Linked DNA regions of Homo sapiens: region 1 is linked to region 2. A link is an interaction called in ENCODE POLR2A ChIA-PET data of the cell type or tissue named here. Cell type or tissue: OCI-LY7. All regions are shown on one strand. Links, peaks and the distances in the headings refer to the core of each region. The heading gives the core; the rest is flanking DNA.

Region 1 (11,841 bases), core at 1,772-9,771, 69 kb after region 2:
TAAAAGAATGATTTTTTTGATTTTCGCTCAGCTCATGAGACACCCACTTATGGAGCTTTTTCAGCTTTCCAATTTGCTTCAAATGCTGAACGACCATAGAATGGTTGACGTTGGGTTCTTTGTCAACTTCTCATGTAGTAGGATCAGCTTCGATGATTGCTCTCAATTGGTCGTCGTCAACTTCCGATGGCCGGCCACTACGCTTCTCATCTTCAAGGCTCTCGTCTCCTTTGCAAAACTTCTTGAGCCACCACTGCACTGTACGTTCGTTCATTAGCAGTTCCTGGGCCAAACGCGTTGTTGATGTTGCAAGTTGTCTCCCCTGCTTTACGACCCATTTTGAACTCGAATAAGAAAATTGCGCGAATTTGCTTTTTGTCTAACGTCACTTCTATAGTCTAAAATAAATATAAAATAAACAGCAATAAGTCATTAGCAAAAGATAAAAGTGAGAAATGTGCATTAAAATGATGTACAACATAACCACACTTATTTAAGAAAGTATTCCAATATCAAACAGCAAATTTCAACAATGCAAAAACCGCAATTACATTTGCACCAACCTAATAACACTGGAACAATACAGAGAAGATTAGCATGGACCCTGCACAAGAATGACATGCATATTCAGAAAGCATTTCATATTTTTCCATTGAAACTTCTTTCACCTCGGCTGGACGTGGTGGTTCACGCCTGTAATCTCAGCACTTTGGGAGGCCGAGGCGGGCGGATCACGAGGTCAGGAGATCGAGACCATCCTGGCTAACACGGTGAAACCCCGTCTCTACTAAAAATACAAAAAAAAACTTAGCGGGGCATGGTGGCGGGTGCCTGTAGTCCCAGCTACAGGCTGAGGCAGGAGAATAGCGTGAAACCAGGAGGCGCAGCTTGCAGTGAGCCGCGATCGCGTCACCGCACTCCAGGCTGGGCGACAGAGTGAGACTCCGTCTCAAAAAAACAAAACAAAACAAAACAAAACAAAAACTTATTTCACCTCAAAAAGAGCTAAACACAAATGATTATAGCAGCATTGTTCATAATAGCCAAAAAGTGGAAACAACCCAAATGTCCGTCAACAGATGAATGCATTTAAAAATATGGTTACTTATACAATATAATCTTATTCAGCCATAAAAAGGAGTAAAGTATTGATACATGCTACAGCACAGAAGAACCTTGTAAACATCATGCTTACTGAAAGAAGCCAGTCACAGAAGACCATGCTGTGTATGGTTACACTTAGATGAAATGTTCAGAATAGGCAAATCCATAAAGACCTAAAGTAGATTAGGGGATGAGGGAGGGGTTATAGAGAGGGACTGTGTTTTGTTTGTTTGTTTTTTGAGACAGAGTCTTGCTCTGTTGCCCAGGCTGGAGTGCAGTGGCACAATCTCTGCTCACTGCAACCTCCACCTCCCAGGCTCAAGCGATTCTCCTCCTCAGCCTCCCCAGTAGCTGAGACTACAGGCATGTGTCACCACGCCCAGCTAATTTTTATAGTTTTAGTAGAGATGGGGTTTCACCATGTTGGCCAGGCTGGTCTCAACCTCCCGACCTTAAGTGATCTGCCGGCCTCGGCCTCCCAAATTGCTGGGATTATAGGCATGAGCCATGGCGCCCGGCCGGGTACAGAATTTCTTTTGGGGGTAATAGTGTTCTAGAATTAGATAGTAATGGCTGAACAACCTTGTGAATATATTTAAAAACCACTGAACCTTACATTTTTAAATGGTGAATTTTGTAAACCGTATGTAAATTTTTTAAAAAAGCAAAAAAGATCGAACGATTTGTTGACTCTCTTGGTAGGATGAAAGGGGGAGATATTTTTGAGCGGAGTAGCTCCCATTGCTCCTTCTCTGCTCAGTGCTCATGCCCTTCAGCAAAGCAGAACAAGAGAAGCAGGATTTGGACAAGGGCCCTGACACTTGCATCAGACCGAGAGGCTTCCAAGCACTTACTATCAAGAGCTAGAATGAAATAGGCCCCATCTTTTTCAATGACAGGTAAAAGGTTAATGGGTATGTTTTTCTCAATGTTAAGATTTTCACCCATAGTATATCTTAAAATGTTGGTGCTACTTCTACTTGTCTGTTGGGGAGTATTAATGCAATGCTTACCACACCCAGAGAGAAATGAGTCTCGAGAGAGCACTAGAAGGCAGAACTGTTTGGCAAACCTCAATTTTGTTTTTGTTTTTGTTTTTTAGAGACAGGGTCTCCCTGCTCTGTCACCCAGGCTGGAGTGCAGTGGCGCCATCACAGCTCACTGCAGCCTCAAACTCTTGGGCTCAAGTGATCCTTCTGCTTCAGCCTCCCAAGTAGTTGGGACTACAGGTGCGTACCACCACACCTGGCTAATATATATATACAGACAGGTTCACACTATGTTGCCCAGGCTCATCTCTAACTCCTGACCTCGAGCAATCCTCCTGCCTCAGCCTCCTAAAGTGCTGGGATTATAGGCGAGAGCCACTGTGACTGGAAGCAAACCCCAGTTTTAAGGTTACAGGCAGAGCTTCCATTAGACAAATTTAGGAGGCAGGTGACATTTGTCTTCAGAGACTTCCATCTTCCCTTGTAGGGGGTGCTCAGTGCTCTCTTACACACTCATCATCATCCTGGGGATCTGAGATCCTGTCCATTGGTGACTCATCCTTGAACTTGGTTTATTGTAACTATTTTAAAACGTTAGTCTATAGAAAATATTCACATGAGTACACAAAGACACATGTATAAGGATGTTCATGGTATCATTTTAATTACAGTTTCCAATCAGAAACAACCTAGATAATTGCTAATAGGAGAAATATTGTTCTTCTGGTCAACAAACCAAACTTCTCATGGAGGATTTGTATTACAGAGCATGCTCAGAGAGAAGCCCCCTCCTAAATTAACTGATGCGTGTGGGTGGGGGTTGGGATTTGGTAGTAGTGGGGAACCCCATATGGAGGCTGATGAAATACAAGCTGGTTTGCTACTCTGATATTTTGCTTATTTTTTCCTTCGCCTGGAGTACGCTCCCCTTCTACCTGCTCCCATTCCAAAATCTGACATTAGCACAACTTTCAACCTTATGTTGCTCAAATGCCACTCTTGATATACTTTTCTCTTCCCCATTCAGCTAAGGGCTTGGTGTCATTCATTTTTGAATCTCTGTCATTTAGCAGACTTCCTGGCATATAGCAGAAGTGCAAGAAATATTTTTTAAACAAAATAATGAACAACTGAACCTACCTCTTCTAACCATATTAAGTATTTCATTCTCTGTGAACCCACAGCACTTTATTTATGTCTCTCTTTTGGCATTATGACTTTCTACCTTGTATTGTGATTTCTTTGTGTAAATCTTTGCCTCTCTACTGGAATGAAAGCCTTTTGTGGGCAGAAACCACATAAAACCAAGCATAGTGTTTTGTGTATAATAAGTATGCAATTAACTAACTTAATTCAGTTTGGCAAAAAAAACTTTTTTGAAAAGAAATTTATAAGGATCTCATAAATATGAGAAGTAAATGTATGTATGCTAATACAGATGCAGGAATATAAAAAGTACTTTATTTCCATAATGCTGTCATCCTCGAGCCACCAGGGATATTCTGAGGTTTAAGCTTACTGATTTATGCACATAGGGCCTAGCAGCCTCAGCAGCTCAATCAACTTGCTCTTCTTCTCTCTTTCCCTCAGGCCTCCCCTCCAGCTAATGATAATTTTGTCTTTCACACTGTAAGGAAAACTGGTGCCTGGAAAAGTCAGAGGGTTCAAACGGCAAGTCAGCTGCAGAATCAAGAATAGATCTGCCCTCTCAGCCTCTCTGGCATGGACCTTCTCTGACACAAACCCTGGCTTTGGGAATGTGGAGACTGATGATTCCCACATTTAGGACTCACATCAAAAGAGAAGCTGCTTGTCAGTTCTACTCCCTTCCCCACATTTGGTATGCAAAGGAGCTTCTCTGAGACCTTAGGACCCCAATGTATACCTGTTTTATATTTCAGACTCTTCTTAATGGTTTGTGAGCATGTCACAGTCTCTGTTAGTCTGGGATAGGGCATAATTATCTTTGTATTGTGGGAAGAACTGTGCTATAAGCTACTTAATATTCAGAGAGCAATTTGCAGGTACTCAGTTTAGTCACAAAGTCTGCTTAATGACGCTGAACATGAAAGTCTGGATTGTCTATTTCCAAGCTGTTATCCAGGCTGGCTAAATGACCCATCTTCCCTCTGGCCTGAACTCCAAGAGTAGCTGGAGTTTGGGGCCTGAAGTGAACACCTATAATCAGCTAGACCAGGGTTTCTTTTCCTGAACACTATCGACATTTTAGACCAGATAATTCTTTGCTTTGGGGGCTGTCCTGGGCATGGTAAAATTTTTAGCAGCATCTCTGGCCTCTATACACTAGAGGCCCATAGCACCACTCCTCCCCAACCAGTTGTGACAACCAAAAATGTCTCCAGATATTGCCAGTGTCCCCTGAAGAGTAAAATCGACCCCAGCTGAGAGCTGCTGACTGTGGACTTTGAGCTACTTGCCTGCTATCCTCCAGACTAGAGACTGATGTTTCCAAATTTCTCTTGCCTCCAGATTCCCCAGACTGAGTGGTGTCTTCTTTCTTTGAGCCTTAGCTTTGACTGTTTCTTCCTTTTTTGCCTGATAGTCGGTGGTCTCCTGGTTGCTTGAGTCACTTGGTCTCATTTCCCTCTGGCCTTGGATGACCTCACTGCTGTCCTGTTTCAACTCATAAACTTCTGGACTAACAAAAATAATGTACTTCCTGAAAGCCCAAATTTGCAACATTTATTCAATAAACATTTATTACTATATATTTTGCTCTAGTGACATGCTAGGATATGCTTGAGACTGTGGGGTTTATTGGCTAGAATTATGTTTCAATGCAAGTGACAGTGGCTTGAACAAGATAGTTTATCGCGCGTAGAAGTCCAAAGGGAGACAGGCCAGAACTGGTGTGGTGATCTTGTTCCATGGAGTTGATCTGCTGGGCTTGAATTCTCTTCTAAGATCACTCCATGGTCCAAGATAGCTGTTCACCCCCAGCCATCAGCTCCACCACCAAGCCAGAAGGAAGAAGGAAGGAATGGTGAAAAAAGCGAAATTAAGAAAGGTCCTTAAAGACTGCTATATAACACTTAAGCTTGCATCTATTTGCCTGAACTTAGTTACCAGGCCACACCTGTCTGTAAGGCAGGCTGAGAAAATGTGGTTTTGTTTCTGTTTTTGTTCTGAAACGGAGTTTCACTCTTGTCGCCCAGTCTGGAGTGCAACAGCACAACCTTGGCTCACTGCAACCTCTGCCTCCCGGGTTCAAGTGATTCTCCTGCCTCAGCCTCCCAAGTAGCTGGGATTACAGGCATGCGTCATCACACCCAGCTAATTTTTGTATTTTTAGTATAGACAGGGTTTCACCATGTTGGTCAGGCTGGTCTTGAACTCCTGACCTCAAGTGATTTGCCTGCCTCGGCCTCCGAAAGTGCTGGGATTACAAGTGTGAGCCACTGCACCCGGCCGGAAACATGGTTTTTACTCTGAGTGGCCATGTGACCCATTTAAAAACTGAGGGATCTAGTACAATGAATATTAGAGGACAATTGGAAGCCTCTGCTGCACGGAGGATACAAGGACACTTGGAACACACACCTACCCTCATGATGCTTTGGTACAGTAGCAGAATTAGTTGCACAGTATACACAACTACCTCTAGTTAAACTTGACTAAAATAACTTTTTTTCTAAAGGGGAAGGTGTAATTACAATAATGATAAAATGATAATGACTGTAAACTAAATATTAACCACATTAGGAAGAGGATACATGTTTATATTTGCACAGTTGTGACTGTCTACAGTTCTTCAGATCCTAAAATTTTATTCTACAACAAATTTGAGTTTAATTTTTGGAAGAGTTTGCCTCTCAGGAAATGCATACAGGAAACTCAATTACAAGTTTTTGAAATGTTGGAAATAATAATTATGAGTCACTTTTTATTATCTAGCAGTGGGTGTCAAATTAACTGCTGCTTTATTTTTAGCTATGTGATGTGTCACTCAGTATACATTCTCTAGAGGTTTGCATTAGTTGAAATATGAGAAAGATCTGCAGAGTCAATAGGGTTGCCAAGTCTTCATCAAAGATTATCCCAAACTGGTATTTTGGTTTTGGTACAAATTGACGTGTCATCTTACAGTGCCAAAAGTCATGACGACCAAACAGAGTGGAACTAAGGCAGCTTTTTTTCCAGTTTCCCCATGCTTATAAATCTTCCTCCTGGAGAATTTTATTTCTTAACAGTGCTATTCTAATGACCTCCATGAAGTGCTGATCCAATCCCAAGGCTCAGTTTTGAACTCTTTGAGTAGGAAGTAGGCGGTCTAAATGCAGATTAACAGAATTGCTTTGACTTTCTTTAGGAAACTTACATGGGGCAGAGTGAAGAGAAAGTTGACCTCATTTTATTACTTTCATAAAGGAAAAGCTTGGTGCTCTCCCATTCTATTCTGAATTCCTATCATCACTCATTCTTGGAATTGTTTAGGTAAACAAAGAGTCATAGAGGTACAGGGAAAAAATGCAGTGTGCTGGATGGAGACCTGATCCCTGATTAAGACAGAGGAGGTTGCTGGGGAATGCAGCAAGTGATAATGCCACAGATTTTCTAAAGCTTTGGGACCTCTAGAAGAGGAGCTGGAGTGAGGAACGGGTGAAAGCGGCTGCTGCAGCCAGAGTCAAAGGGCATGTGAGACAGCATCTCTTTCATCATCCTCACACACGTGAACAGCAACTCCATTCGGAGTGTCAGCTTCCAGCAGGAGGTATTATAGAGTGCTTCTGCAGCTTTGCATGTATGTGTGTTACAAATGCACATGTGTAACATGAAGAATTGTGAGGAAAATGTGTGTGAAGTGCCCAGCACCGCGTCTGACACATGGTAGTAGGTGCTCTGTGTGTGAGAGTTACTGTTATCATCAGAGTGAAAGGGCACCACAAAGCCCCTTCCTCCTGGCCTGCAAATCCAACTCTGGGGTCATATATGTGGATGAGGGAAAATACACTGTTATCTGGGACCTGACGCAGTCTCTCTCACCTTCTAGCCATATTTGTCTGCAGGTTCCTCTTCCCCACTCACCTTCTTCCTCCTTTCCCACCTCATCCCCAAATACCTACTTTTTCTTCAAGGCCCAAGACAAATCCCAGCTTTTCTCTATACCTATACCTCATCACATTCTCATGTAGATACCCATTGTCTTCTATGGGTGCCCACAGCACTTTGAATGTAATGTAATATGCCTCTTATCATTCTATCCTTTAGTTATGTGCCACCAATGCCAGTGACTGAGCTTCTCCAGGATGAGGATGTTTTCTTCTTTAGCTTTACCTTTTCAATTATTAAAATATTGCTTGACTAGATAAATTGTACATTCATCCAATGGGATATTATGCAGAGATAAAAAGAAATGAGCTGTAGGCTGGGCGCAGTGGCTCACACCTGTAATCCCAGCACTTTGGGAGGCCAAGGAGGGCGGATCACCTGATGTCAGGAGTTTGAGACTAGCCTGGCCAACATGGTGAAACCCCGTCTCTATTAGAAAATACAAAAATTAGCCAGGCATGGTGGTGGGCGCCTGTAATCCCAGCTACTCAGGAGGCTGAGGCAGGAGAATCACTTGAACCCCAGGAGGTGGAGGTTGCAGTGAGCCAAGATCACACTACTGCACTCCAGCCTGGGTGACAGAGTGAGACTCTGTCAAAAAAAAAAAAAAAAAGCTATCAAGCCATGAAATGGCATGGAGGAAACTTAAATGCATATTTCTAAGTGAAAGCACCCAGTCTGAAATGGCTATACATTGCACAATTCCAATTATATGACATTCTGGAAAAGGCAAAACTATAGAGACAATAAATCTCCAGCAATTGCCAGGGGTTGAAAATGGGGGTTCATTATGAAGGTGAAGCACAGGAGATATTTAGGGAGGTGAAACTATTCGGTATGATACTGTAATGGTGGATACATGACATTATGCATTCATCAAAACCCACAGATAGAACACAAAGAGTGAACCATAATGTATGCAGATTAAGTAAAGTCATTTAGGAGGTAGGAGAGTTCCAGGAAGGGAGGCAGACAATGGCAGTAAAATCTAACTGTATTAAAAATGTATGAAACAACCTCACTGAAGGAAGTAGGGGGAACACATACTGACCTAAAGTTACTTTGGAAATGAGTGGAATATGTAAGACTAAAGGCAAAAGAAATCGCACACTAAAAGCACGTAAGAACACTTCTTTAAAAATGCAATAAAAACAAAAATAAATAAACAGGACTTAAACTACAAAGCTTCTGTATAGCAAAATAAATAATCAACAGAGTAAACAGACAACCTTTAGAATGAGAGAAAATGTTTGCAAACTATACATCTGACAAAGGACTAATATCCAAAATCTATAAGGAACCCAAACTAATCAGCAAAAATAAAACAAATAATCCCATTAAAAACTGGGCAAATGATATGAATAGACATTTCTCAAAAAAAGATATACAAATGGCCAAAAAACATGAAAAATACTCAACATCACTAATATCAGGCAAATGCAAATTAAAACCACAATGAGATACCACCTTACCCCAGTCAGAATGGCCATTTGAAAAAGTCAAAAAACAATAGAGGTTGGTGCAGAAGTGGTGAAAAGGGAATGCTTGTACACTGTTGGCGGGAATATAAATTAGTACAACTTCTATGGAAAAAAGTGTGGAGATTTCTCAAAGAACTAAAAGTAAATCTACCATTCGATCCAGTAATCCTACTACTAGGTATCTACCCAAAGGAAAAGAAGTCATTATATAAAAAAAGACATGTGGCTAGGTGCGGTGGCTTACACCTGTAATCCCAGCACTTTGGGAGGCCGAGGCAGGCAGATCACCTGAGGTCAGGAGTTTGAGACTAGCCTGGCCAATATGGTGAAACCCCATCTCCACCAAAAATACAAAATTCAGCTGGGTGTGGTGGTACACGCCTGTGATCCCAGCTACTTGGGAGTCTGAGTGAGGCAGGAGAATCGCTTGAACCCAGGAGGTGGAGGTTGCAGTGAGCTGAGATCACACCACTCTACTCCAGCCCGGGTGACAGAGCAAGATTCTGTTTCAAACAAACAAACAAAAAAAGACACTCGCACTCATATGTTTATTGCAGAACAATTCACAATTACAAAGATATGAAATCAACCTAAGTGCCCATCAACAGATGAGTGGATAAAGAAAATGTGATATACATATACCATGAAATACTACTCAGCCATAAAAAGAACAAGATAATGTATTTTGCAGCAACTTGGATGGAACTGAAGGCCGTTATTCTAAGTGAAGTGACTAAAAAATAGAAAACCAAATACCATATGTTCTCACTTATAAGTGGAAGCTAAGCTATGGATGTGCAAAGGCATATAGACTGGTATAATGGACACTGGAGACTCAGAAGCGAGGGATGGTGGAAGGAGGGTGGGGAGAAAAAATTACCTGTTGGGTACACTACACACAGATATACTAAAAGCCCAGATTTCACCACTGTACAATGTATCTATGTAACCAAAAACCACTTTTACCTCTAAAGCTACTGAAATAAAAACAAATTAAAAAAATAATGCTGCTTTAGTTGATAAAGTTGTTTCATTTGGGGGCATGGGTTAACAATTCTGATACTGCTACACATGTGTACTGGAACTAAATGATTGAGTAAATAGATGGCAGATTGTAGGAACCAGGTTTCTCACTGCTGGAGTGGGAATTTACAGATAAGCAAGGAGAAAAAGCTAGAATGATCCATATATTAATGGATTAAAGTTAGACACATCAGTAAGAACTCATATTTAGTTTAATTTGGATATAGATTGTTTTTTTAAGAGACAGGGTCTTGTTCTATTGCCCAGGCTGGAGCGCAATGGTGTGATCATAGCTCACTGCAGCCTTGAACTCTTGGGCTCAAGCAATGCTCTCACCTTAGCCTGTTGAACAGCTGGGACTACAGGCATGCACCACTACATCCAGGTAAATTATTTTTAATTTTTTAGAGTTGAGTCTCTCTATGTTGCCCAGGCTGGTCTCAAACTCCTGACCTCAAGAGATCTTCCCGCCTCAACCTTCTCAGTAGCTGGAATTCTGGGCATGAGCCACTGCACCCGACCTATATAAAAATATTTATAGATAGATGTATATACACTGGTTAGTATCCACACAATTATTTATTTGATCTGTTAGCAGAGAAGTCCTAAAAGACCTAGCATATTCTCTAGTACACAGACACCTACCATCCAGATCTCGGTTCCTAATACCATTATCTAACAAAAGGAACTAAGGGTTTTTTTGGAGACATGACTGATTCTAGAACTGGGGAAGGAAAGACACAAGATGTACCTGGAGCATGTTGCAGTGCCGAAAAGTAAGGAAGTGCTAGAAAAAAAAAATCATGTTGTTGGATTATGTCAAAGGGGCATAAGAGCCAACTGAAAGAGTTCCCGGTGACCAAAGGGGAAACAATTTGAGCAAAAAAAAATAAAATAAAAGTAATACTGAATTATAACCTAAAGTATAAAACAAGTATGCATGAGTTAACAATGTTATAAATACATAATTGAATAAATTAATAAGTGGGAGGAAGAGACAAATTGTCCATACAGAAGAATTGCAAGTGATTTATGTAGATACTCTGCCACCCTCCAAAAAGGGAGCATACATCCACTTCTTATGTGTGGGCAGCACATGGTGACTTCCCTCCAAAGATTATGGAAAGAGAGGAAAAAGAGTAACTTTACAGTGGAGAAACTTGGCAAAAACCACTTCAGCCAGTGTCATAAATCATGATGACTGTATATCCAGGGATACGATGTGATGAAAATGGCACTTTGCCTCTATGATCTTCCTCCTGTGGCCTCATAACCCCAATCTAAGACAAGAAAAACATCAAATTCCAATTGGAGAACATGCTCCAAGACACTTGACCAGTACTCCTCAAAGCTCAATTTTTCTGTAAATCTAAAACCGTTCTAGAAAATAAAATCTGACCAGGCATGGTGGCACACACCTGTAATCCCAGCACTTTGGGAGGCTGAGGTGGGAGGACTGCTTGAGGCCAAGAGTCGAGACCAGCATGGTCAACACGGTGAGACCCTATCTCTATAAAAAATTTTTTTTAATAAAAAGAAAAGAAAATCTATTTTTTAAAAATTTACTGACACATAGTTGTTATTATTGTTATTATTATTATTATTACTTTGAAACAGAGTCTGGCTCTGTCACCCAGGCTGCAGTGCAGTGTTGCAATCTCAGCTCATTTCTACCTCTGCCTCCTGGGCTCAAGCCATCCTTCCACCTCAGCCTCCAGGGTAGCTGGGACTAGAGGTGCACACTACCAAACCTGGCTAATTTTAGTACTTTTTTTCGTAGAGATAGAGTTTCACCATGTTGCCCAGGCTGGTGGCAAACCCCTGGGCTCAAGAGATTCTCCCACCTCGGCCTCCCAAGGTGCTAGGTAGGATTACAGGCGTGAGCCACAGCACCCGGCCAATTGCTCATCAGTAAATGACCCAAGGCCCAGAGAAGTTAAATAATTTCCCCAAGTTAGCAAAAGTGTAAATTATAATCAGTATAACCTAAATATAAGAATGATCTTTATTGTGATTTGTTCTAATTTACTTAGCAAACATTTATATTATGCTTACTATGTGAGATGCACTATTCTAATTGCTTTTCAAGTATTCTCTCAGTTAATCCTCATTATAATGTCATAAAGAAAGTACTACTATTATTCCCACTTTGCAGACAGAGAACATTTGCCCAA
Region 2 (11,841 bases), core at 2,306-10,305:
GACCCTGTCTCAAAAAAAAAACAACTATATTTATCAAATGACTGAAATTCATTTATACTATAACTAATCCTTTAAGTACCTGTATATTAAGCTGGCTAATGGTGAAATGGAAGGCTTAATCCCCCATTTAAGAAGACTGGGACAGCATCATCAAGCATATATAGAGATTTTCCATACATGGGGAGCTAGAAATAGGAAATCTGAAATCATGCATTACCTAAAGGTAAACCTGATGTAGTCCTTTCAGGGTGATTTCTGGGAGTAGAGATGAGTGTCCGACATCACTCTGCCCTACCCAACACAGACTGCTAAAAACACAACTCTCCCCTGACTTGCCTTTCCTTTTTCTCTCTTGCCTGTTTAGAACATGGCTATTGAACACATCTGTCCGAGCACATCCCTTGACCTTGATTTAAAAATAGGCATTTAAAGCCAATAACATCATCTTAACATAGTACAACACTTCTTTTTCTTACTCTTACTAGTGCCATATTTTATGTGATTATCATTTAATTAAGGGACTTTTGGTACTACAATTCTACCCCTTAACAGACAAATGCCAAGTTCCTTAATATTTCAACTACCTCTGATATTTAAGATTCTGATTTCTTAAAAGGCATTCTTTTGGAATGTAGCCCTTTCAGCAATGGAGGTATTATGGTTTTAAACTCTAGCATTTTTGTTTGTGGATCCCACAAATAATTTGAAAACTATATACCCCCTTGCATATTTTTAAGTTGACATCTACAATTTTTCACCATAAGTTTAAATAGTTGCAAACTGCTTTCCATGGCTGTATCATTTTACATCAATGTATGAATCATCCAGTTGCTCTGCGTCCTTGCCAGCATTTGGTGTTTTCACTATTTTTAATTTTAGTCATTCTGATGATATCTCATCACGGTTTTAATGTGCAATTCCCTAATGGTTAATAAGCTTGAATGTCTTCATCTGTGTTTACTTGCCATCTATATAGCTTTGGTAAAATGTCTATGCGTGTCTTTTTCCCACTTTCTAACTGGACTATTTTTTAAAACTGAGTTTTGAGAGTTCTTTGTATATTCCAGATACTAGTCCTTTGTGAGATATGTGATTTGCAAATATTTTCTCCCAGTCTGTAGCTTGTCTTTTCATCTTTTTAACAGGGTCTTTAGCAGAGAAAAAGATTTTAATTTTGATAAGATCAAATTTATCAATTTTTCCTTTATGAACCATGCTTTTGGTGTCATCTAAGAACGTGCAGTAACTATTATTTCTTGCCAGAATGAAATAGGACTCAGCTATTAAAAAACAGAATTATCCCTATTTTTTGTTTTTATAACTTTAAGTGGTGAGAAACTTTTTTCACATAAATGAAAAGATAAAAATGGAAGTCTTGTTGTAGCAATTATCTCTCAATTCTTGGAAATCTTTTGAGTTATGTGACAAAAATAACAGTAACCTACCATCAAAAATATACTTACTGATCTATTAGTTACTTAGCAGACAACTCTATCAGGCCTTCTTTCAGTTCTGTTGACAGCAAAATATTGGAAACTAATATTGCAAAAAACTGTTATCTAGTCATTCCCTGAGACAGTATTTCTCGACATTCACTATCTTAACACAGACACCAAATTTTCAATTGCCCTTTGTTTGGTGTCCTGGTAGTTTTTACATCCAGGGCAATGGACCTTTGTAATATCTAAAATGGATTAGCAGTGTGCCTTTCCTTTCTAAAAGTGAGAAAGGATAACGACGCAAGTGAAGGTGGGAAAGCAGAGCACACACCTCCATTCCAAACACATTCTCTGGCAGAGCAATGTTAGGAAAAACTACATCGGGAATTCAAAAATCTAGAAATTGATTCCCTTAACTATCCACACTCTATACTCGAAAAGTGCACTCAAATGTACAGATAAAAGCCAAGAGTGGTGGCGCGTGCTTGTAATCCCAGCTACTCAGGAGGCTGAGGCAAGAGAATTGCTTGAACCCAGGAGGCGGAGGTTGCAGTGAGCTGAGATCACACCATTGCACTCCAGCCTGGGTGACAGAGGGAGACTCTGTCTCAAAAAAAAAAAAAAGCCAGTGTGCATCTACAGCCCACAGCAACACCGCCAGCACAGGGAATATATGGACATGAGCAGTAAATACTTTTTGATGAGGAAAAGAGAAACAGCAAAATGATGAGCAGCAAAATAGCAACATGATACAGTTTATGAAAGGAAGAACTCAAAAACTAAGAATCAGACAGAAGCAAATTAAGTTGTTGCTTAAAGCATAATAATTAAGGCTTTTAAATTCACCAAACCATTCTGCTATCACAGACTGAAAAGGCTTGTTTATCCCTTCTCTGTCCTGGGGGAATAAATTATCTCATGAGTCTTTCTATTTTACCAAATTGCTATTTAAAAGCTGGTGAAATGTTTAAGCAATTCATTACATTAATATAAAGATCTTTTATAGGACAAAAGCATTATCAAAACCAAGTATGAACAGCATTATGAGTAAAGTGGAAAGGATATTGTTTACTTAAAACCCATTGAACTCAACCACAAAATTGATTCTAATTTAAGACGCTAATCTTTTAGCAGTTTTTTTTTCTTTTTCTTTTTTATCAAAATGAACTGTATACAAGATTTTCTGGGGAAAAAAGTTCCATCTTATTTTTATTCCTCTCAAGTTATTTACTCTAATTATCTCACCTTATTTTATTGAAATACTTTGTTAATTAGGTTTTTTATTTTTATTTATTTTTGAGACAGAGTCTAGCACTGTCACCCAGGCTGGAGTGCAGTGGCGCGATCTTGGCTGACTGCAACCTCTGCCTCCTTCCTGAGTTCAAGTGATTCTCCTGCCTCAGACTCCCGAGTAGCTGGGATTACAGGCGCCCGCCACCACGCCCAGCTAATTTTTTGTATTTTTAGTAGAGACGGGGTTTCACCATGTTGGTCAGGCTGGTCTCGAACTCCTGACCTCATGATTCGCCCGCCTCGGCCTCCCAAAGTGTTGGGAATACAGGCCTGGGCCACTGCGCCCAGCTAATTTGTTAATTATGTAATGCTTAAATAGACACTGCAGTCATGAAGATAAATAGGGTAGGTAAATATTAGAAAACAGATGCTGCAGTTTAAAATTCACATCAGGACTTTCAGTTTAAGATGGTAGACTAAAGATACATGTTTGCTACTTACAGCTTGCAAAACCACACTCAAATAAGGAAGGCAAAAGAAGCAATAAATCTCTAACAGCTGAAAGAAACAAAGAAAGAAAGAAAAGTAGGAAATTCACCAGCGGATAAAAGATCCAACACATTTCTAGTTTCAAAAAGCAAATGGAATTGTGTTGATGGATGAGGCAGGCAGAGAAAGCCACAGCCCAGAATACTCTACCAGGCAACCTAAAAGGAGCTGGAAGCCAAACTGCTTCTTGGAATGCTAGAGGGAATCTAGAGAGCCAATCTGTCAGTTGGAACACCTGATGGCTCTGGGCTCCGAGCCAACAGGTACAAGGGAGGGCAGGAGTGAGAAGTGAGGTTGAAGACGGTGGGAATAATTGAAGATCTGTACCTGGAACTGCACTGGTTGGCACCCCCAACCACCTCCCCCACCCCACAGAGATCATAGGCAGCCTAGCATTAACCCTTACTCGAAAAACCAGATAGCTGAAAGAACAAACTGCAGAAAGCCAAGGCTTCTAGTGTGGGTATGTATAGTCCAACAAGAGTAAAGTACTCCGCTGGCACGAGGGACCCCAGAGCCCAGCATAGGCTCAACCTAGAGCAAACAGGCCAGCCAAGGCATCCCATCCTACATACAGGGCTCAGTCAGGCATCCATTCCGGTGATAGGTCTAATGGGAAAACAGACTAACTTTTAAAACAGCAGAGGAAAGCCACACCAGTTACCTAGTCCTTCTTTCTAAAATATGAACAGACAACCAACAATCACCAAGCACATGAGAAAGTCCAGCAGCATGAAAAAGAAGAGCTAAGATAAACATATAGAAAATAAAATCTCTGAAAGGAATGAAGACAATTACAGAGCATAAGAAAACATTAAAAAATAAAATTGTTATAATCAAAATACTGAAGAGGATGGTGCATCCACATAAACTATGAATAGGAAACCATAAAAAGAAACAAATAACTTTTAAATTAAATATAAGATCCTTAGAGTTTAAAAAGTGGTTAGAAAAGGAAAGAAAATCAACAAACGATCTGGAAAATAAAATTGAGAAACTCAACAATGAAAGTACATGAATAAAAGATAAAAATAATAGAGAAGCTAGAAAAGACATAAAGAACCAATCCAATAGCTCCACCATTTGACTAGGAAGAGCTCTAGAAGGAAGAAACAGAGGAAAAAGAAGGGAGAAACTATTCAACAAATAATATAATTTCCCAGAGCTGAGAAAGGATCCAAGTCTTAAGATTCAAAGGGCTCAGTGAGTACCCATACAACTGATAAAAGAACCCTATTTATACATTTTCTCTGGAAACTTCAAAATAAAAATATAAAACAGAGATCCTGAACAGGAAAAACAGGTCACCCACAAAGGATTGATAATCAAACTAGCTTCTTGTCAGCAACAGGGGATATCAGAAGTCAAAGCAGCTGCATCTGCAAATTTTCTGAGAAGATTATTTTTGGCCCAGAATTCTACACTGAGCCCAACTACGAACAAGTACCAGGGTACAATAAAGGCAGTTTTTGTTTTGTTTTGTTTTTCTGAGACAAGGTCTCACTCTGTCACCCAGGCTGGAGTGCAGTGGTGCGATCTTGGCTCACTGCAGCTTCCACCTCCTGGGTTCACGGGATTCTTCCACCTTAGCCTCCCAAGTAGCTGGGAGCACAGCTAATTTTTGTATTAGGATCACTTGAACCCAGGAATTTGAGACCAGCCTGGGCAACATGGCAAAACCCCACAGGCTGGCTGAAACTCCTGGGCTCAAGTGATCCTCCTGCTTTGCGCTCCTAAAGTGCTGGGATCACAGGGGTGAGCCACTGTGCCTGGCCAAAGACAGTTTTAGACATGAAAGCACTCGAAAAGTTTACTTCCCACACATCCTTGCCAAAGAAGAAGATGGCACAGATTAGGACAAGGAAAGACTTAGGGTCCTGAGAACAGTGACACCAACCAATGAGAAGAAGAGAGGGAAATCCTAGGAAGCCAGTTGTGTAGTAGGCCTAGAAAAGCATCCGGTCACCATGGGAACGCAAGCATGGAGGAGGGAGGTTTCTGGTAAGAAGAAAAAAAAGAAGGATTTCACCACAGAATATGAAATATAAGTGAGAGTACAGAAAAAATAAGGCTATGATAAAGGAAGATGGTGCCAGAAAAAGAAGGCAATTAGAAACTCCCTGCAAAAATTTTTAAAAAGGAAGGAAAAAAGACAAATAGCATTAAAAAGCTACATTTCAAACAGGAAACAAGCTTGTATGTACCCTGATTACAAGGAACTGATAGAGTGTGAGAAAAGAGGATCCAGTTACTATTAATGTTGAAGTTTTGAGAGCCCAGGGTCATTACCCTGGCCCCAGCAAGAAGAAAAAGTAGTCCTAACATAGAGTTGGCTCTGCACTAAATAATATTTATAGAATCATATTTTAGGGGGTACTAAAATTAGAAATGTCTTTCATCTTAGGCAAGAACTAACTTTGATGTATTTGGTCTCAAGACATAAACTTCAGGATCCTAAGAGAAAGAGTGGCCAAAAGTATCTCACTCCTTTTCTATTTTCTATAAACACAGAATCAAATGATACCTAGTTCCTTCCTGCAATTAACTCCCTGAAGGTGAGAGTCATTTTCATTATTTGAATGGTCCAGAACTCCAGAAGAAGCTCAGTTCACTTGGATTTGGGGAGCGGATGACAGAAGAAATGTCCACTTTCTGCAGCTAAGTGTAACCAGGTAATTATTGCAAAAGACAAATACTGCATATTGACTGTTCAGGGGAGAAACTGTGGCCGATGGACAGTGATTTCAAATCATAATTCTGTTACTTCATTAGGGATCCCAAAGGCTAGGTTTTAATTATTATTTTTTAATAGAAACGTCAAAAAGCAAACAAGCATGATTTCTAAATACAAGGGACTTTTTAATAGGGAATTTACAAACATCACATGTTCTTTTCCCTATTGGCAGAAATATGGTCTAGCTTCTGGGAAGGGACAAATCCTTGTAGTAATGTGCTAAATAACAAGGGGCAATTGTTGAGGTCTGTTAATTCTACGTGCTTCCTATAATAAAAGGAAAATAACTATAAGCTGCAGACAATGGGTTTCAGGTTTATAAGGGAGATTTTCCTTTATGGAAGAATTAACAAGTCATAATAATATAATATTATTTATAGTTCTCATATTCAAAATTCAACTTATATGGAGACTTGGTTGTATAAAAGGAAAAAATATAAATGTTATCAACTTTGGCAGTGTAAAATTAAAAGTAGCTGACAGAAAGTGGGAAGTAGAAGAGAGGAAAAAACAGGTAGAAAAAGGAGCACATGTTCTCATGTCCCTTCTAAAAAAGGGGAGAGTCAAGAAAGACTGTCAAAAGCGGATAAAATAAGAAACAGTTGTTATTTCTGAGGTTACCAAGTTAAGCAACAGAATAAGTTAAATTAAAATTACAACTATCAAACAATGGAGAGGGATAATGATGTGAGAAAACTAAATATTCATTTTTTAACACCAAGTTAGCAAATATTAACTAAACTTGATAAATCAAGAAACAGAGGTAGGCTGGGCCCGATGGCTCATGCCTGTAGTCCCAGTACTTTGGGGGCTGAGGCAGGCAGATTGCTTGAGCCCAGGAGTTTGAGATCAGCCTGGGCAACATGGTGAAACCCTGCCTCTATAAAAAAATACAAAAATTGGCCAAGCCTGGTGGCACTTGTCTATGGTCCCAACTACTTGGGAGGCTGAGGTGGGAGGATCTCCCGAGCCTGCGATGTTGAAGCGGCAGTGAGCTGAGACTGTGCCACTGTACTCCAGCCTGGGTGACAGAGTGAGACCCTGTCTCAAAAAAAAAAAAAAAAAACCACACAGACATAAAAGTCTATTATGTAGAGCAGTGATCTCCAAATTTTTTTGATAATGCAATCCTTTCAGGAAAATAGTAATAAGCACAAATCCCTGATATAATTATATTTAGTTATTTCTATTCTATGTAAAACTACGACTATACTCATCTATTATATGTATATAGTAACTTACACAAAAATAAAAGTTTTAAGTATGTAAGAATAATTTTGAATGCATTTTTCAAGGCGGGGAAATACTTATAATAATACATCAAAATACAGAAAATCATCAGTTATTCTTATACAAAAATAAACATTTTAAGATATTTTTTAAAAGTATATAAGCTGGGCAAATGATCTGAACAGACATTTCTCAAAAGAAGACATACAAATGGTCAAAACAAGGATAAGAAAATCATCAGGGAAATGCAAATCAAAACTACAATGAGCTATCATCTCACCCCAGTTAGAATGGCTATTACCAAAAAGACAAAAAATAACAAATACTGGCAAAGATGCAGAGAAAAGGGAACTCTTATACACAGTTGGTGGGAATATAAATTAGTACAGCCATTATGGGAAAGATTATGGAGGTTCTTCAAAAAAACTACAAACAGAATTACCATATAATGCAGCAATCCCACTACTGGGTATTTATCCAAAGGAAAGGAAATCAGTATGGAGAGACAGCTGTACTTCCATGTTTACTGCAGCATGATTCACAATAGCCAAGATAGGGAATCAATCAAAGTAATGGAATACTATTCAGCCACAGAAAACAATGAAATCTTGTCTTTCACGGCAATATGGATGAGCCTGCAGGACAGTATGTTAAGTGAAACAAGCCAGGCGCAGCAAGATAAATACCACATGTTTTCACTCATATGTGGAAACTAAAACAGTTGATCTCATAGAAATAGATAGTAGAATGGTGGTTACCAGAGGTAGGAAAAGGTACGGGGGACAGAGGAATAGCTAAAGATTGGTTAACCGACACAAAAGTGCAGCTAGATAGGAGGAATAAGTTCTAGTATTCTACAGCACTGTAGAGTGACTCTAGTTAACAATAATTTATTGCATATTTTCAAATAGCTAGGAGAGGATTTTGTATGTTCCCAGTTTAAAGAAATGATAAAAGTTTAAGGGGATAGACGTGCTAATTATCCTGATTTGATCATTATACTTACATGGAGACTTGGTTGTACAATAGGAAAAAATATAAATGTTATCAACTTTGGCAGTATAAAAGTAAAAGTGTAGCTGACAGAAAGTGGGAGGGACATTCCAAGGCAAAGAGGAAAGGTAGGGTAGACATGTTGACACATGAGACAGCATGTTGTCTGGAAAACTGGAAGTTTTTCAGGATTGCTAGAGCAAATGGTACATGAGGTGGTGGTGGCAGGAATGGAACATGTATTGAAATATCACATTGTACCCCATAAATATGTACAATTATGTGTCAACTAAAAATAATTTTTAAAAACTTTTTTAAAAAGGTAATTAACTTTTTTCTTTAAAAAATAGAGACGGGTTCTCATTATGTTGCCCAGGCTGGTCTCGAACTCTTGAGCTCAAGTGATCCTCTTGCCTCAGCCTCCCAAAGTGCTGGGATTACAGGCATGAGCCACCACACCCAGCTAAAAGGTAGTTAACTTCATATTCATATATATATATTTATTTTATATTTTTTTGTATTTAATATATATACGTATATATACATATGTGTATATATACATGTATATGTATATATACACATATGTATATACACATATATTTTTTATATTTAATATATATGTATATATACATATATATGTATATATATGTGTGTGTGTGTATATATATATATGTGTGTGTATATATATATATTTTTCCCCCCTGAGGTGGAGTTTCACTCTTGTTGCCCAGGCTGGAGTGCAATGGTGCGATCTTGGCTCACTGCAGCCTCCACCTCCCGGGTTCAAGCGATTCTCCTGCCTCAGCCTCACAAGTAGCTGGGATTACAGATGACCACCACCATACCCGGCTAATTTTTTGTATTTTTAGTAGAGATGGGGTTTCACCATATTGGCCTGGCTGGTCTCGAACTCCTGACCTCAGGTGATCCACCCACTTCAGCCTCTCAAAGTACTGGGATTAGTTAACTTCATTTTTTTAAAGCAGCATACAAATAAAGAACCAACGATTTGACATTCTTCTTACCCACTTCTCTACCCTCCCACTCCCACCCCCAAAATTAGAACTTCACCTTCCTTCAGGAAGTATTTGGGGAACTTAAAAAACTTAATAAAGTTAATATACTTTCCAAAATGTATACAATAAATAAAATTTCAAATAATTCTTTTTTTTTGAGACAGAGTTTCGCTCTTGTTGCCCAGGCTGGAGTGCAATGGCGCAATCTCAGCTCACTGCAACCTCCACCTCCCGGGTTCAAGCAATTCTCCTGCCTCAGCCTTCTGAGTAGCTGAGATTACAGGCACCCACCACCACACCTAGCTAATTTTTTTGTATTTTTAGTAGAGACGGGGTTTTACCATGTTGGCCAGGTTGGTCTCGAACTTCTGACCTCAGGTGATCTACCCACCTCGGCCTCCCAAAGTGCTAGGATTACAAGCATGAGCCACTGTGCCCAGCAATAATTTCTTTCAGTACTCAAATTAAGAATCTTATGAACCTCCCAGGATGTGTACAGTTTTCTTTAGAGATATAGCTATAGAAGTAAGAGGCATAGTAACCAGGAAATCCAAAAATATAAATGGTTAAAGAGAGGCTACCTTTAGGGAATAAAGCTAGGGGCAGGATGAAGTGGAAGGAGAAACATAGTTTGTATCATAAGCTCATCTATACTATTTGACTTGCTGTGTACACATTCTTTCAGATAAGGAATTAGTTTATCTAATCAGTTCTATAAAACTCTGTATCTTTACAATTATGTATGCTGATTCATTTCATTCAACAAATATTTTTTCCTCATCTGCTCTGCCCTAGCCACAAAAGACAGAGAAAACTGACATTTTAGCTCTCAAAGAGATCACAGTCTGGGATGGAAGAAGGATATGGAAACCACTGACAACATTTCAGTCTTCTAAGTGCTTAAGAGAAGAGCATGCCAGGTATCATGCACTCGCAGTTTGGGTCACAGAAGAGGTACACTAATACTGTGGAGTATTAAGGAGGGACTGCTGAAAGGTCACTTCCTCTTTGAGTTGAGACTTAAAGGACAAGTAAAAAAAAGACAATAAACCAGATGAATGGGTATGGAGAGCAAATGGGGAAAGGACATTCTAAGGCAAAGAGGAAAGGTGGGGTGGACACGTTGACACATGAGAGAGAGCATGTTGTCTGGAAACTGGAAGTTTTTCAGGATTGATAGAGCAAATGGTGCACAAGGTGGTAGTGGCAGGAATGGAACGACAATATAGGAAGGGGCAAGAAATGAAGAGCGGTGCTCAGAACTCTGCATAGACTCCTAAAGGCAATGGGAAGCCACTGAAGGATTTCACCAGCAGGAAGGGAGACCTGAACAAATTACTTTGGAAGCAATGTGGAGGATAGATCTGAAAGGGTTAGACTGGGCTATTACAATGGGCCTAATTAGACAAAAGGAGATGTGAATTACAGTAACAGCAGAAGAATGAAGATGAGATGATGCATTCAAAAGTTATTTGGGAGGCGGGAGGATAGCTTGCTTGAGCCTGGGACGACGCTGCAGTGAGCTATGATTGTGCCACTGCACTCCAGTCTAGGAAACAGAGGGAGAGCCTGTCTCAAACAAACAAACAAAAAAGAATAGTGTTTATGGTAAAAACAAGTATTTCCAAATGTAATTGTTAGCAGCTATTTTCATTTTCCTTCCTTTAATAAACATCCAAGACTCCTTTCATAGTTATTGCCAGAAGGATTAATATAATCATAGCTCTCTTATAAAAATCTCTTGCTTTGGTACCACCGTTAAACCTAATACTAATAGGAAAGAAACAAAGTATTTTAAGAAATAATTACTTTTTTTTACTATTAGAATTCAATTATATCTTCCTGTGGAGGCAGAATTCTATAGATATCCACCAACATTTCCACCCTCTGGTTATTTCAAATACTAATCCAAGTACTGCTGTGAAGGAGGGACTTTGCAAGTGGAACTAAGGTTACTACTCAGATGACTTTAAAATAGAGATTATCCTGGATTATCTGAGTGGATCCAACGCAATCATACGAGCTCTTAAAAGCAGAAGAGGAAGGCAGAGGAGTTAGTAAGATGAGGCAGAAGAGGGAGGCAGAGAGATGTGAAACAAAGGACTCCACCCATAGTTGCTGGCTTTGAAGTTGGAGAAAGGGAAACATGAACCATGAACCATGAACCATGAAATGCAGGTGGCCTCTAGAGGCTGAGAACAATCCTCAGCCAGCAGCCAGCAAGGAAATGGAGACTCAGTCCTGCAACCACATGTAACTGAATTCTGACAACTGGAAAGAATCTGGAAGCCGAATCATTCCCAAAACTCTAGAAAGAAACTCAGCCCTGGTGACACTGATTTCAACCTTGTGAAACTTGGAGCAGAGAAACAGCTGAGTCACACTGTGCCCTGACTTCTAAGTTAACAAAACTCTGAGATCAGGGTACAAACAAATGGGCGTTGTTTTAAGCCACTAAATTTGTGGTAATTCGTTACAGGAGCACTGGAAAACTAATACTCTTTATTTAATCACTGACTTCAAATATGCTCTGTCAAATCTCATTTTTCTATTAAGAGATGTAACTTTGAACAGAGTTCATACATTTCCAGTCATACTCAATTACTATAAAATCCAGTCTAATTTACTTTCCCCAAACTAATTTTGA

Evidence for each region. ChIA-PET counts read pairs that join two places held together with the same protein. Peaks named below come from ENCODE experiments on the same cell type or tissue, not always from the same donor. Only the 100,000 strongest peaks of a DNase experiment are listed, where the experiment ranks them.
Region 1: POLR2A ChIA-PET joins it to region 2 with 10 read pairs; 2 of 35 experiments call an interaction of 5 or more read pairs at or near these places.

The regions. Positions count from the first base shown.
Region 1 is chr1:93,009,703-93,021,543 of GRCh38, forward strand. It overlaps the pseudogene RNU6-210P. Among named protein-coding and RNA genes, the nearest start is that of DIPK1A, 54 kb to the left of the region's middle. In OCI-LY7, for the core only: no CTCF peak of the experiment used is centred there; a DNase peak (open chromatin) is centred at 5,199; H3K4me3 peaks cover 952 bases.
Region 2 is chr1:92,939,941-92,951,781 of GRCh38, forward strand. The region is part of intron 1 of DIPK1A (divergent protein kinase domain 1A); the gene reads right to left. Among named protein-coding and RNA genes, the nearest start is that of DIPK1A, 16 kb to the right of the region's middle. RefSeq lists enhancers at 9,928-9,987, 11,393-11,482 and a silencer at 9,972-10,266. In OCI-LY7, for the core only: no CTCF peak of the experiment used is centred there; DNase peaks (open chromatin) are centred at 5,481, 7,857 and 10,151; H3K4me3 peaks cover 4,137 bases; H3K27ac peaks cover 6,151 bases.